Linked DNA regions of Homo sapiens: all the other regions are linked to region 3. Evidence: chromatin contacts called from ENCODE Hi-C or POLR2A ChIA-PET data. All regions are on one chromosome and are shown on one strand. Each heading gives the region's core, a stretch centred on a gene start or an enhancer-like site at or near the end of the contact. The rest is flanking DNA. Distances are from core to core; before and after follow the strand shown. Region 1 holds the start of ZMAT3 (zinc finger matrin-type 3). Region 2 has its middle 73 kb from the start of LINC02031. Region 3 holds the start of FXR1 (FMR1 autosomal homolog 1).

The links. A loop is a pair of places that touch in the nucleus more often than their neighbours do. ChIA-PET counts read pairs that join two places held with the same protein, here RNA polymerase II (POLR2A). Pooled maps may share reads with other maps.
Region 1: a map of naive thymus-derived CD4-positive, alpha-beta T cell shows a loop between it and region 3 (8-fold over the local background). The contact joins the promoter of ZMAT3 here to the promoter of FXR1 in region 3. A Hi-C loop is called at or near these places in 2 of 168 maps with a recorded cell type or tissue (naive thymus-derived CD4-positive, alpha-beta T cell and ovary) and 9 of 50 pooled maps. POLR2A ChIA-PET finds 5 or more read pairs at or near these places in 2 of 52 experiments (T-cell and activated CD4-positive, alpha-beta T cell).
Region 2: a pooled map shows a loop between it and region 3 (2.4-fold over the local background). The contact joins the enhancer-like site here to the promoter of FXR1 in region 3. A Hi-C loop is called at or near these places in 2 of 50 pooled maps. POLR2A ChIA-PET finds 5 or more read pairs at or near these places in 2 of 52 experiments (GM10248 and HepG2).

The regions. Positions count from the first base shown.
Region 1 is chr3:179,069,569-179,073,834 of GRCh38, forward strand. It overlaps ZMAT3 (zinc finger matrin-type 3), which reads right to left and starts at 2,241. Exons shown (of 6, transcript NM_022470.4): 1 at 2,027-2,241. RefSeq lists silencers at 1,968-2,117, 2,258-2,667.
Region 2 is chr3:182,714,778-182,719,292 of GRCh38, forward strand. No RefSeq gene overlaps it. Among named protein-coding and RNA genes, the nearest start is that of LINC02031, 73 kb to the left of the region's middle. RefSeq lists a cis regulatory region at 401-490. Within about 2 kb of position 1,519, at least 2 of the 41 ENCODE cell types and tissues checked have a DNase peak (open chromatin) inside an H3K27ac peak, as active enhancers do.
Region 3 is chr3:180,909,921-180,914,329 of GRCh38, forward strand. It overlaps FXR1 (FMR1 autosomal homolog 1), which reads left to right and starts at 2,750. Exons shown (of 17, transcript NM_005087.4): 1 at 2,750-2,816. The coding sequence starts at 2,766. RefSeq lists enhancers at 1,741-2,396, 2,212-2,361, 2,932-3,021 and silencers at 2,381-2,675, 2,682-2,781.

The DNA of each region.
Region 1 (4,266 bases), core at 991-3,490, 1.8 Mb before region 3:
AATAATAGAATTACTAAAATGAATCAAGTAAATTTTGAAAAGTTAAAGTCTATTTTACCATATTTGATAACTACACAGCACCTGAAAATCAAGTAACAACTTTCAGACGAAATTTGGGGTGGGGAGGCAACAAAGGAAATCAGCGTGATGGGAAAATAATGTAGTTAAGGACAAAGTGCATAAGTATTAGTCATAGAATTTAACAATACTTCTCATTAATCACAAAATTTAGAAAAATGATAATATTATTTAATTTTTAAGCAGAAGTGTACTGCCCATATCTCTGGGAACATAAAAGAAAAGCAATATAGAGTTTTAACATTTAAAAAGTCAGGTTCTCTGTAATGGTATTATTTCTCTTAATTGAATCAAGCAAAGATAGTCCAGAAAGCAAAGACAGATATGGTCATTTTAGAAAACGGAACTAAGTAGACAAAGAACAGCTTTTAAAAAGTTTAACTACCTAATAATAATAATTCATAATGTTGAAAAGCTACTGATGTCAAATTGCCACAAACATTCTGCTAGTTCATTAGTGAAAAGGTGGGGGGGGGTGTCAAAACCTCTGGATAAAGGAAATCAGCAATATAAACAGAAAATCAAATGCTACCAATTGCCTAGGCATGTCTGGACTTGTTTTATGAAAGCTCACTTTCACTTGAGGAAATTCTAGCATGTGTCTCCCCCAGTGTTATCTACAGGTTTCCCTCAAAATAAAGATCCTTCTCAAAGAACAGAGGCACAAAAGGCCTCCTACCAGAGGTGACAGTTACCTGATTTAAAGAAAAAATTCTTGCCAAACACAGATTTACCCATTATCACATTTGATCTTTACAATTTTTAAAGAGTAGCTTGATATCCCAAATTTATTTCTTGTTATATTTAACAATCAACACAATGTCGACTCCTCAAAAAAATCTATGTATGACAATTGCATCAAATATTAGTACATTTGCAAACAAAAATTAGTATAAAATATAAATCTTAAAATGAATAAAACCAAGTCTTCAGTGAATGCATGAATGATGGAATACAGAGACCCAAAACATGCAACTCAGATCTGTTCAACTGTTGCATTGGTTTAAAAGGGACTAATTTGAAGACTGGCATAAATATTCTTCAAATCTTAAAAACCAGTCACTTTGATGCTTGCGATGGCATAAATGAAGGATTTATGCTGGTTAATGTCCTGGTTTGGAAAGGAGCTAAGACGACATTAAAGAAAATCAAAGCTTCACAAGGTACCCTGTTTAAAGAAAATTAATTGTCATAGCATACTTAGTTTTAATGATTGGACTGGGGCCTACTCTTCACATACTGTGTTAAAGACAATCTCTTGTCTCATTTGGAGAAATCTACAGAGGAAAGAGAATAGAATAAAGGAACAGGTTAGGAGCACCTCAGCAAACTAGGTAAGTCTGTAATTGGGAATTCTGGAAATGAGGGAAAGGCAGCGAGCATTACTCAGAGGTCATCAGAACGCAGCAAGAAGGAATGAGAGGGAGAAAAGTTAAAAAAAATAATAATAATAATCACTTGAGGCAAGGTGTATCCTATAAAGAAGGCTCAAAAGAACGCAGAAAACTGGGGAAGAGGCCTTGGTGAATTGGCGAATGTTTTTCAGTCTCCGCTGTGACGGTTCCTAATCCTAGAGAACTGTTTACAGATTTGAATCAAAGCTACAGACAGTTCAGCGTCGCCCACATCCACCTTACATTCCTAAGATGTGCATGCATACACACGAACCCACACACGCACCTCAACCCGGTATGGATGCCATCACGAAGGATGGAATCCCCCGACTCCCACGGGGCGGGGGCAACTGAGAGGGCCAAGGCAGCTGCACGCACAGATGATCCACCTGGTCCACGTGAAATGCCTGAAACAAGCAAACTGATAAATAGAAGCAGCGCAAGCCCTGTCACGTGGAGGGCAGATGGAAAGAGCATCGGAAAGGAACCGCTAGTCCCCGGCGCTCCAGGGGCTCGTCCTGAAAGCTCCGCGGCTCCCAATCGCCCGCACTTACCGGAACCCCCGGGACGCGCCGGCAGTCTCCGCGCCGCGTCCGCCCGGGACGCCCGCGACGCCCGCCCTGCGCGCCCGGCTCGGCCCAGCTCGACCCAGCCTCTTCTCGGAGCAACTTTCTCCGCCGGCCGCCGCCGAGCCCCCTCCGCAGCCGAAGGCTGACTGTCAAAAGTCAGTCCAACCCGACCCACAGGGAAACAGCTGCAGGAAGTGACTGCGGAACCGGGAGGCGGTGGAGGAGGAGACTGAGGGCGCCGGCTCGGCGTCGCCACTGCGCATGTGCTTGGCGGAGCAGGCCCGGCAGCGGTGGCAGCGGTAGCAGTGGCGGCTCCCGCATCCCCGGCGGGCGGCGCGTGGGTCAGGTGCCCTGGCCGCGAGCGCAGGGGCGCGGGGTTAGGCCGGCGTGGGGAACAAAGGCACGAGTGAGAGGCGGGAGGGTCCCGCCGCCAATCTCAGCAGACAGCCCCGAAGAGCAGTTCAGCAGATGCCCTGGAAAGTTAATCCTTGGTAGAAGCCTGGGCAGAGCTTTTGCAACTTTCATCTCCAGTCATTGGGATCCAAACATTGTTCATTCTGTTCCTCCCTTAGCCTGCTGGTTGGCGGTTAAGGCGGCTGAGTGGATCCTTTAAACTGCTGCAACAGAACCTTTAAACTGCTGCTCTCCCCACTTCCGCCCCAGGATGGAGGAAGAAGAGCGTGGCTGCCTGCCCAGTATCGGCCTCCCTCACACAAAACGCCCCCACCCACCCACACACACACCTTCCCTCCCCTACACGAAAGTGAGCAGGAGATAGAGGAGACTTTCTCCTGACCCCCAGAGGCTCACCTGCAAGACAGGAAGGACCAGGAAAAGAGTGGCCAACGCTAGGATGTCACATCCTTCATAACCAACCTGGACATCTTCAATGTTAACACTGAGTGATGAGCTGAGGAAATTCCGGCTCTAAACTTATAGCGTAAATTAACTCGTATGAAGATCTGCTGGGGTATTATTTTTGTGTGTGGCAAACGATAACAAATATACTACTTTAAGAGTACAGGCCGGGCGCGGTGGCTCACGCCTGTAATCCCAACACTTTGGGAGGCCGAGGCGGGTGGATCACGGGGTCAGGAGATCGAGACCATCCTGGCTAACACGGTGAAACCCAATCTCTACTAAAAATACAAAAATATTAGCCAGGCGTGGTGGTGGGCGCCTGTAGTCCCAGCTACTCGGGAGGCTGAGGCAGGAGAATGGCGTGAACCCGGGAGGCGGAGCTTGCAGTGAGCCGAGATCGCGCCGCTGCACTCCAGCCTGGGTGACAGAGCGAGACTCCGTCTCAAAAAAAAAAAAAAAAAAAGTACAGTTCAGTGGCATTAAGTACATTTGCATTATTGTGTGGTTATTTTTTAAAACACGAATTAAAATGCCAAGGAGATCTAAGTATAGTAAGATGTGCCCTATTAGTAGGGAAACAACTGCAGGAAATCAAGGCTGTTTCTTTGGCTGAAAAATGCACCAATCCAATACCAACAACAACAAACCATAAAAGACTTCATAAGTACAATGAATATGAAGTACAAACATATACACACAGTGTACACCAGCCATTTGGGGAGAGTAATCCATCACCTGAATTGTTTTTCCAGCTGTATAGGTACATTTACTTTATGTGTCACTATTTTAAAGGGCTATATTGTTTCTAAAATAATAAATGCTGCTAAAATCCACTCTCCAGCCCCTTTTCTATATGGTCTTTAGCCAGTCTTAGAACTTCACAGTCCACACTCCTTATCTAGGACCACAAGTAGGCCTTGCGGAGCCTTTCCGATCTGACCTTCCACCAGTCTCCCCTCATCATTTCACTCACACCCCCATCCATGCCCCTTCATTTCCTGCCTCTGTAATTTAGCTCTGTCTGCATCTTGAATACAAAATGCTTTCTCTCCCCTCCCCTTGAATTGTCAAATCCTACCTGTCCTTCCAGGCCTCTTCTTTCATGAGGTCCCACAGCACTTTTCTCCGCACACCTTGATGACACACTATTTGTTGTCCCACATTATAATTACTTAAGAGATATTTCCTCTGCCCTGTAAATACCTTGAGTCCAGGAAGGATAAATGTCTTGGAGTTTTCAAGTTTTATGTTTGATAGTTTGATGTGTTCTTGTCCATCAGGATGAAAATCTGAACAATTCCATGTTCTCTGCTCACATACTCTTCTCAGACAGCTAGGGCATTTCCTTCCCTGCCTCGGGGAGA
Region 2 (4,515 bases), core at 269-2,768, 1.8 Mb after region 3:
TATCTCCCCTAGAACTGTATTGTTTTAAAAGTGCTTAATCGTTGGAGATCTGTGGCACAGCCATGTGAATATACTTAATGCTACTGAACTACACATTTTAAAATGGTTTCAATGCTAAATTGTATGTTTTTACCACAATTAAAATTTTTAAAAATTGTTTTCAAAAGGAAAAAGTGTTTAACCATTAACATTTTTATACATTTAGTTCAAATTAACTTAAGCAGTCCTGTCCATAGTACATTGAACTGTACATAATACATTGCATTTAAAAATGGGCCAATAAGCAAGCTCATGCTAATAAAATAAATCAAATAACCTTGTGACTTTGGGACTCACTGGGCATGTGTTCCAAAGAACATACCATGCCTAGTGCTGTGGATATCAACAGGGCAAGATAAATGTGAAGGTTAAGAGTAGCCCTTCAACTTCAACTGCAATTTCTCCAGCGAGTTAGCCACAAGGTCCAACTGACCACAGGTGTCTCTTTAGATTAGGTGGTGAGAAAAAGACTGAAAAAGTCCTAGTCTTTGGCAACTACAAGATCATTGAGTGTCTAAGTTGTGAGGAAGGAATAAGAGAAAAAGTGAACTAGTTTGTGGTCAGTCCGAGACTCCATCTAGATTTTAGGATGGAGTGGCAGTGAGGGGTTTTGTAGGAGGGGCTTTCACAGATGGAAGTCATACCAAAGTGAGGGTCTATCATCTTAGAATCTCCAAAGGCAGATGGCATGGGTTCAAACCCTAGCTCTGCCACTTACTAGGTGTGTGGTTAGCTTCACAAATAACTTTATCTTAGTGTGTCTACTATCCTCCTCTGTAAAACAGGAACTACAATGGTAATAAAGTAGTACCTATCTCACAAGATGGGTAAGTAAATTAAAAGAATTAATAGTGTGAGGCCAGGCACAGTGGCTCACACCTGTAATCCCAGCACTTTGAGAGGCTGATGTGGGCGGATCACCTGAGGTGGGGAGTTCAAGACCAGCCTGACCAACATGGAGAAACCCCATCTCTAATAAAAATACAAAATTAGCCAGGCATGGTGGTGCATGACTGTAATCCCAGCTACTCAGGAGGCTGAGGCAGGAGAATCGCTTGAACCTGGGAGGCGGAGATTGTGGTGAGCCGAGATCGTGCCATTGCACTCCAGCCTGGGCAACAAGAGCAAAACTCTGTCTCAAAAAAAAAAAAAAAGAATTAATAGTGTGGCACTTGACATACAGAAAGCACCCGTGTTAGCCAGGATGGTCTCGATCTCCTGACCTAGTGATCCGCCCACCTCGGCCTCCCAAAGTGCTGGGATTACAGGCTCAAGTCTGCTTTTAGCTTCCCTATCTTAGTACACCTAAAAGGGAAAGGAATGTGCTTATTAAGGCCCACTGTTTCACTGAGACCCACTGTATAGGTGTGAAGTTTGGTGATTACCCAGGAGATTTTCCCCAGCTCCTTCTGTGTGGGAGCTGTCTTATCTGTGTTTTACTGTTTGCTCTTTCAGGCTGCTTGTTGTTAGAAGAGAAGTGACTTTTTGAACTGCATGAGATTAGAAAGGGAGCTATGTCTGAGCTGCTTTTTGTTAAAAGGAAAGTTTTCTGCCAGGGACTCACCTAAATAATTTCTCTCTGCCTCCTATAACATATTTCCCCCCTCTGAAATGGAATCCCTAACTGCCGTTAGGGGGAATTGGGTGATGACTTCTTCTGGCTACTTCCTGCTGGAGAGGGGCATTGTGTGGGGAACAGCAGCTAGGGCTCCTCCTGGGGTTGATTTAAGGGTTCCTGGTAGAAGGGAGGTTTCATTTTCAGCTTTATTTAAAGCACCATTTGAAGCTTGGTGGTTTCTAGGTGAGAAGAGATAAAGTTTACAAGGGGGCTTAGAATATAGGGTTCAACTGTGAGTATTAAGACTGCCATTATTAATGGGGGCACAATAGGCCATAACCATGACTACTGAGTTTGTTTGATACCTGCAAGCCATTTAAATGGATTGTGCTATTGTAAGTGGGTGTATGGGGCTTGGCTTTGTTTAGCTTCCTTGGTCTCACCTTCCCTGAAAAAAAGGAAACCTTGGGGTTATAGGTTACCTGTCAGTATTTGTAGGATAATTGCCCAGAACTAGAACATGTTTCCAGATTTTTACATTACCCATGCTTTTTTGTTTCCTTTGAGCTGCAGCCAGAGATTGACAGAAATAAACAGGGTTAGTTTAAAATGTAGGCAAGAACTTAAAAACAATTAATGAGACTACAAGCCAATGACAGATGTATAAGTTTTAAAACATAATTTTTCTCTCTTTAGTCCTCATTTTTGTTAAAAACAACTTATGGTAGGACTGAGCTGTTTGCAAAACAGACTTTAGTTTTAAACTTGGTCTGATTATTTGCATAAAGTCCAGCAAGAATAACCATCTTTTAGATCAGCTTTGATGGAAACTTTTTCCATAAGGAATCTCAGATAGGACCTTTTAAAGCCAAGCCCAGGAATGGGTTGAAACCTTTAAATACATGCGAATTGGGTAAACTTCTTTCTTCTTGAGGTTCCAGGTGCATGGGGTTTCTAGGCCTGTTAGAAAGTGACATTCTTTACTCACCGCAGGCTAGGAGCCCTGTACTGAGAAGCTGTAGTCTAGGTATGAGGCCAGTTTCCTAAGGTGCTTTTTATTGGCTTTACAAGTCAAGCCTGACTCCTTAAAGGGGAACACACCCTTCCAGTCAAAGCCTTGGTAAAACAACCAGTTTTTCCAATTGTGTCCTGTTGCAAAAGAAAATGGATTCTTGTTGCATTGATGCAAACTATATTGTTGTAATTTAAGAATACTTATAACTAGTTTTCAAATTCTAGAGGAACTAGGCAGAGAGAAACAAACACGCTTCAAATCCTATTTACAGGAGTATACTTTACTTAGTTGTTAAAGGCTGTAGCTAGCTCAAGACAAGTTTCCTTGACTCTGAAAAATAAAATAAGGATTAGCGGTGTTCCAAGCAAAAGCCAAAAACTTGCTTCTGTTTTCCATTAGTTCAGTCCATTCTATTAACTTTTGTTTTGCTTGATATTTATAAACATTTCAGCTTTTCATGAGTTCTGTATTTTTGTTGTTGTTGTTATGAGAAACCCACATTTGAGAGCACTTGTTCAAGTCCCACAGCTTGATTATAAAACATCTTTTGAAGAGAATTAAAACAAAACAACAATTATCTGTAAATGACAAAATGTCCAGTTTGGATACTGTCAGAAACACAATTGACAAAGAAACTTGGTTATTTTTATGATTTACAATAACCCAGCATAACAACCTTAATTGTGATTGATTGCACATATTCAGACACTAGAACCCTAGACATCCCATACAGTTGTGGAAAACATGTTAATATTATTCCCTAAAATATAACCTATTAGACATCATTTTGTCAATTCCATGTACCTAAACATGTTAAATAATCCTGTTTACCTCTCTTCTGGATGCTCCAGGGGCCCTCTGCAACACCCCAAAGCCAAAGTTTAGGAAAGACAAACTTCAGACTAAAGTTTGATTTTGGGAAGCCTGTTAAATATGTTCAAAATTCAAAACACTCGATATTATGAAATAGAATTTTAGATTACCATAAGTTTTTTTTATTTGTTTTGTTTTGCCAAAATAAGTCAAAAATTTGAAAAAGCAAAAACCATTCATCAGCCTTTTCTATTACATGAAAATCCTGTTCAAGAGAGGTTAAATTTTACCCTTGCATTAGTATGCTATTAATGTTAACACTAATTTTTAATGAATCCTTATAGACAATCCTATTTAATTTTAACCAGTTTGACCATGAAGTGAGATTTTCACAGACCTGTTGACAAGTTTTCACAACCCTTGACAAGTTTTGGTAAAGAGTAGATTAGCATTGTAAGAAAATCTTGTCGTGCTTTTGTTTTGTGTTTAATTTACAGAAAAAAAAACATATAATACCCTTTTGAATTTAGTTAATATGGTCACACACAGAGTTTCCTTTGCAGGACTAATTTTTACAATCTCCTCACAACTTGCTTAAACCATCCACTTTATTTTATTTAATTGTAAGACAATTCTTTATTCCTAAGCAAAATGTATATTTTCATGCTATCGTATAATTTTTAACTAAAAACATATTTTACTGTTTTTATATGTCTTGCATGCAAATCCATGTTCAGTGGTTTTAATTACAAGTCATAATGGTAATGCTTAGCAATTTTTAACTTTAATGTAAAACCTGCTACGTTTTTTAAATCATGCGCTGGATGCAGATGAAGTTTGACTCCTTCTAGCATAGTTAGGGACATGGCTACTTCAACATGTTCTTGGCCTTACCAGTTGTGAAGCAGGCAAGTTGAAAGTTCTTAAAGGCTAAGGAAGCAGTTTACGGCCAGGCGCGGTGGCTCACGCCTGTAATCCCAGCACTTTGGGAGGCTGAGGCGGGCAGATCACAAGGTCAGGAGATTGAGACCATCCTGGCTAACACGGTGAAACCCTGTCTCTACTAAAAACACAAAAAAAATTAGCTGGG
Region 3 (4,409 bases), core at 1,500-3,999:
CACGAGTCAGCAATTCCATTTCTAGCTATATACCCAAGAGAAACAAAAACATACATCTGTCTATACCAAAACATATACAGCAATTTTCATAGCAGCATTATTCCTAACAGCCAAAAAGTAGAAACAAAGCAAACTTCTATCAATTGATGAATTAATAAATAAAATGATGTGGTATATCCATACAACAGTATATTTGACAAAAAGGAATGAGTAGTAATACATTCTACAACATGGATGAAACTATAATACATTATACTAAATGAAAGAAGCCAATCATAGGCCAGGTGCAGTGGCTTACATTTGTAATCCTAGCACTCTGGGAGGCTGAGGCGGAGGCAGTGGATAACTTGAGCTTAGGAGTTCGAGACCAGCCTGGGCAACATGGTGAAACCCCATCTCTACAAAAAATACAAAGATTAGGCTAGGCGGGCGTGGTGGGTGGTGTCTGTACTCCCAGCTACTTGTGGGGCAGGGGGTTGAGGCGGGAGAATCACTTTAGTCCAGGAGGTGGAGGTTGTGGTGAGTGGAGATCAAGCCACTGCACTCCAGCCTGGGCAACAGAGTGAGACTCTGTCTCAAAAAAAAAAAAAAAGGAAAAAGAAAAAAGAAAGCCAGTCATAAAACAACACATATTCCGCGATTTCATTTATATTAAATATCTAGACTAGGCCAATCTATATAGGTAGAAAACAGGATAGTGATTTCCTAGGGCCTGGGGAGCTGGGGTTAAATCTAGAGTGAACGCTAACAGGTATGGGGTTATTTTTGCAGTGATGAAAATGTTCTAAAATTGACTGTGGTGATGGTTGCACAAATCTGTGAATATACTAAAAACTACTGAATTGTACATTATAAATGGGAGAATTATATCTAAAGAAAACTTTTTAAGAAAGCAAATGGGACATTATAATTCTGAAGGATCACAATGAGATACAATATAGAGTGTTAGCATAAGGTGCCCTTAATAAATGGTGGCTATTACTCATTGATGGGCATTTAGTTGTTTACATTTTTCTCATGATGATCAACACTTTAAAAAGAACATCCCAGCCCAGTGTGGGATGGCCAAGAGTTCAAGGTTACAGTGAGCTATGATTGTGCCACTGCACTTCAGCCTTGGCGATAGAGATCCTGTCTTAAAAAAAAAAAAAAAAATAGGCCGGGAGTGAATACATAGGCTGGGCACGGTGGCTCATGCCTGCAATCCCGAGGCAGGCAGATCATGAGGTCAGGAGTTCCAGACCAGCCTGGCCAACATGGTGAAACCCCATCTCTACTAAAAACACAAAAAGATTATCTGGGTGTGGTGGTGCGCGCCTGTAATCCCAACTACTCCGGAGGCTGAGGCAGGAGAATCACTTGAACCAGCAGGCGGAGGTTGCAGTGAGCTGAGATCTCATCACTGCACTCCAGCCTGGGCGATAGAGCGAGATTGTCTAAAAAAATAATAATAAATAAAATAAAATAAAATAAAATAAATATTGTAGTCCTAGCTACTCGGGAGGCTGAGGTGGCAGCATCACCTGAGCCTGGGAAGTCCAGGCTGCCACGTAATCACGCCACTGCACTCCATCTTGGGTAACAGAGTGAGACCCTGTCTCTAAATAAATAAATAAATAGAATATCCTGTACATAACAACAGTGAGCACTTTCACAGCCCTCATTTTTTCCCAGAATCTTCAGAGATGCAGACGTGCTCATAAAATGTTGTGTACATTTTATTTTTTTAGAATCTGAAAAACTGGGTCAGTGGGCGTTTCATGGGAAGTATAGAATGTTAGCAAAGTATCCTTTCTTAAGTTTTTCTGCGAAAACGGTAATAATGTAAGTATAACAAGGAGCACTTATAGTATTATTTTCCAAAGCCCTTGCTTAGGGAAGGAGCTTCAGTATTAAGTTGTTAAAATCCATACCCAAAGTATTTGTTATGCTTACAAAACTGGAGATGGTTCTGCTTTGATCCTATTTGCGGAAATTTGCATGCATTTAACAGAGGAAAACGTGGTCTCCTGCTCTATTAAGTTTGTCTGACTACTTTTAATAAGGCGAATTCACCTAAACTCTGTTCTAGGGTGTGAACACAATTACTTGCCCTGAAAATACTCAGTTTGACTTTTAAAGAGCTAAAGTGGTAACAGGTGGGGAGAGGGCTAGGCCAAATTGTTTGAGGGGGTGTGGAACTGTGGAATTTGAGTGAAGAGAAGGCCCAACTTTTTTTAAAAAAAGAGCGGGGCGAAATAACTTGGGGCACAACAGTATGTCTATTTTGTAGGCATCCCTCTTCCCCAGGGCAACTGGAGCCCAAAAAGTGGGTGAGAAAGCCATTCCAGGGCAGCCAGCACTTCCAGAAGTTTAAGGTCAGGATGCCGGAGCTCAGGGGAATGCCGATGCGCCGGGCAGGCTGTGCCTGGGCAGTTCATTCTGTGGCAGCTGGAGGCACTACTCGGCCGCCGCGGTGCGAACTGCGGGCACTGTGGGGCGGAGACCTAGGGGCGGGTCAACAAAGGTCGGGCGATTGTGTCTGGAGGCAAATCCGACGTAGACGGCGGCAGGCGGAGCCCAAAGCCGGTGATGCAGGGTGCGCAGGGATCCCACCTGGAGAGTCGGGGCGGCACGTTGAGACCCCAGGGGTGAAGGGCGGGGGATCCCAATCCCAGCCCTGTTTTCCCCTCCCCTTTCCCCGCCTCCTTCTCGCCCCTCCCCCCTCCTCCCCTCTGGTTGGAAAGTTTCTAGAATCTCTTCCCAGCGGCCTTTGCGGTTCCAACATGGCGGAGCTGACGGTGGAGGTTCGCGGCTCTAACGGGGCTTTCTACAAGGTACTGACCGTTTTGCCACTTTGTCGAGTGTTCTGGGTGCTGGAGCGCGTTTGAGGGAGGGTTGGTGGTCCCAGAGAGTGAGGTTTGGGGTCGGAAAGGCAGCCAGGCCAAAGCTCGAGGCCGCTGGATTCCTTGCTTCTCCCCCCTCCACCCGCGGTTTAACGGTCTCGGGGGCCGGGGCTCCGTTATGTTTTGAAACAACACGTCGGACACCTCTTGCATTTTCCTAGTTATGAACCCTCTTGGTTGCTAGTGCGGTTCTTGGCGGGCCGGTGGGAAGCAACTGAGTGGCTGCTGGGCGGCGGGAGCTCCTTCGGAGCAGGCCCGAGCTCTGGGAGGTGGGGGAGTCGTGAAAGGAGGCGGTGGGATTGTGTGGTCTCACCCGCTCCCCCGCCCCTCGAACTGGGCCGGGCGGGAGCTCCTCAGCCCGCTCCTCCGACCCCTCCCCACCCCTTGGGGCGGGTGTATCGCGGAATCTTTGGAATTCACCCTTGTATTTGAGTTTTGGGCCAACAAATCTTTAGTGTCTGAGGAGAATGGGGGTACCGGATTGAGGGTTAGGATCAAATACAGAAAAGCAGAAAACCTTGAATTGTGGCGGGTTGGAATATTTTTGCGGCCTGGGAAATTGGGCGGCGCCTTAGCCCCTCTATTACGGAAGAAAAGGAGAGTTGTGAGCTTTAAAGTAAGATTTAAAATGCGAAATGGATCAGGGAGATAGGTGGAGAGGTGACTAATTTCTTTATATCACTGCCCCTGTTTTTGGAGGGAGGTTTTGTTTTGTTTTGTTTTTTCTCCCACGAGGTTTTTTGTTTGTTTGCTTGGGAGGAAGGACATCCATTACTATGGAATCGGGGCTGAAAAACGTAAGAGGAATAGAGTAGAGGAATTTGGTGGGGCATTCAGCGTTCACATATCTGAAAATGAAATCCTAATAGTTTATTTTTTGCCACTATAGCGTTCTTTTCTCCTTATTTTCCCGAAATACGCCAGGTTGTTAGAAGATCAATACAGAATCTCCCCAGCTGTTGTCTGTCAGTCAATCTCACTAAGCCAGCATCTCAAATGTTTGAGAGTCTTGGCTATTTTTATGAAGGGCCTTCTTCTAATACATGAGTATTGTGCGTATGCAAAGTGAATTCTCACAGGTTTTCATTTCAGCGTACCTTTTATCCTATGGGTTTTTATTTTATTTGGCCACGATTTTCTATTTTCAGCATTTTGATTTTCTTTTCTTAGTTTACTGATTAGCTCTGTGGATTTGGTTTAACTGTCACGTGGTACCAGCATAATGGGGAATCACAGCGTATAAAGGATCCCCCTAAGCTTTTTGCAAGTTTAAATCTCCTTAGGTGGTAAACTTAAAGTAGGAACAGTGCCTGTTGGAAATGAGACTTTATGTTAATGCGTGAGTAGTTAACATTGACGTTCTCGGTTTAAGACTTGATGTCAGACCAATGACCTAGGTGAAATTTGAGTACATAGTTAATTGACTTTTGTTGTTATTGAAACCTGGTGGTTGCTTTCCCTGGACTACTGCAGATACAGTTCGCTGGGTAAGACGGCGAAAAGAATAGACTTATCTATGTTTTT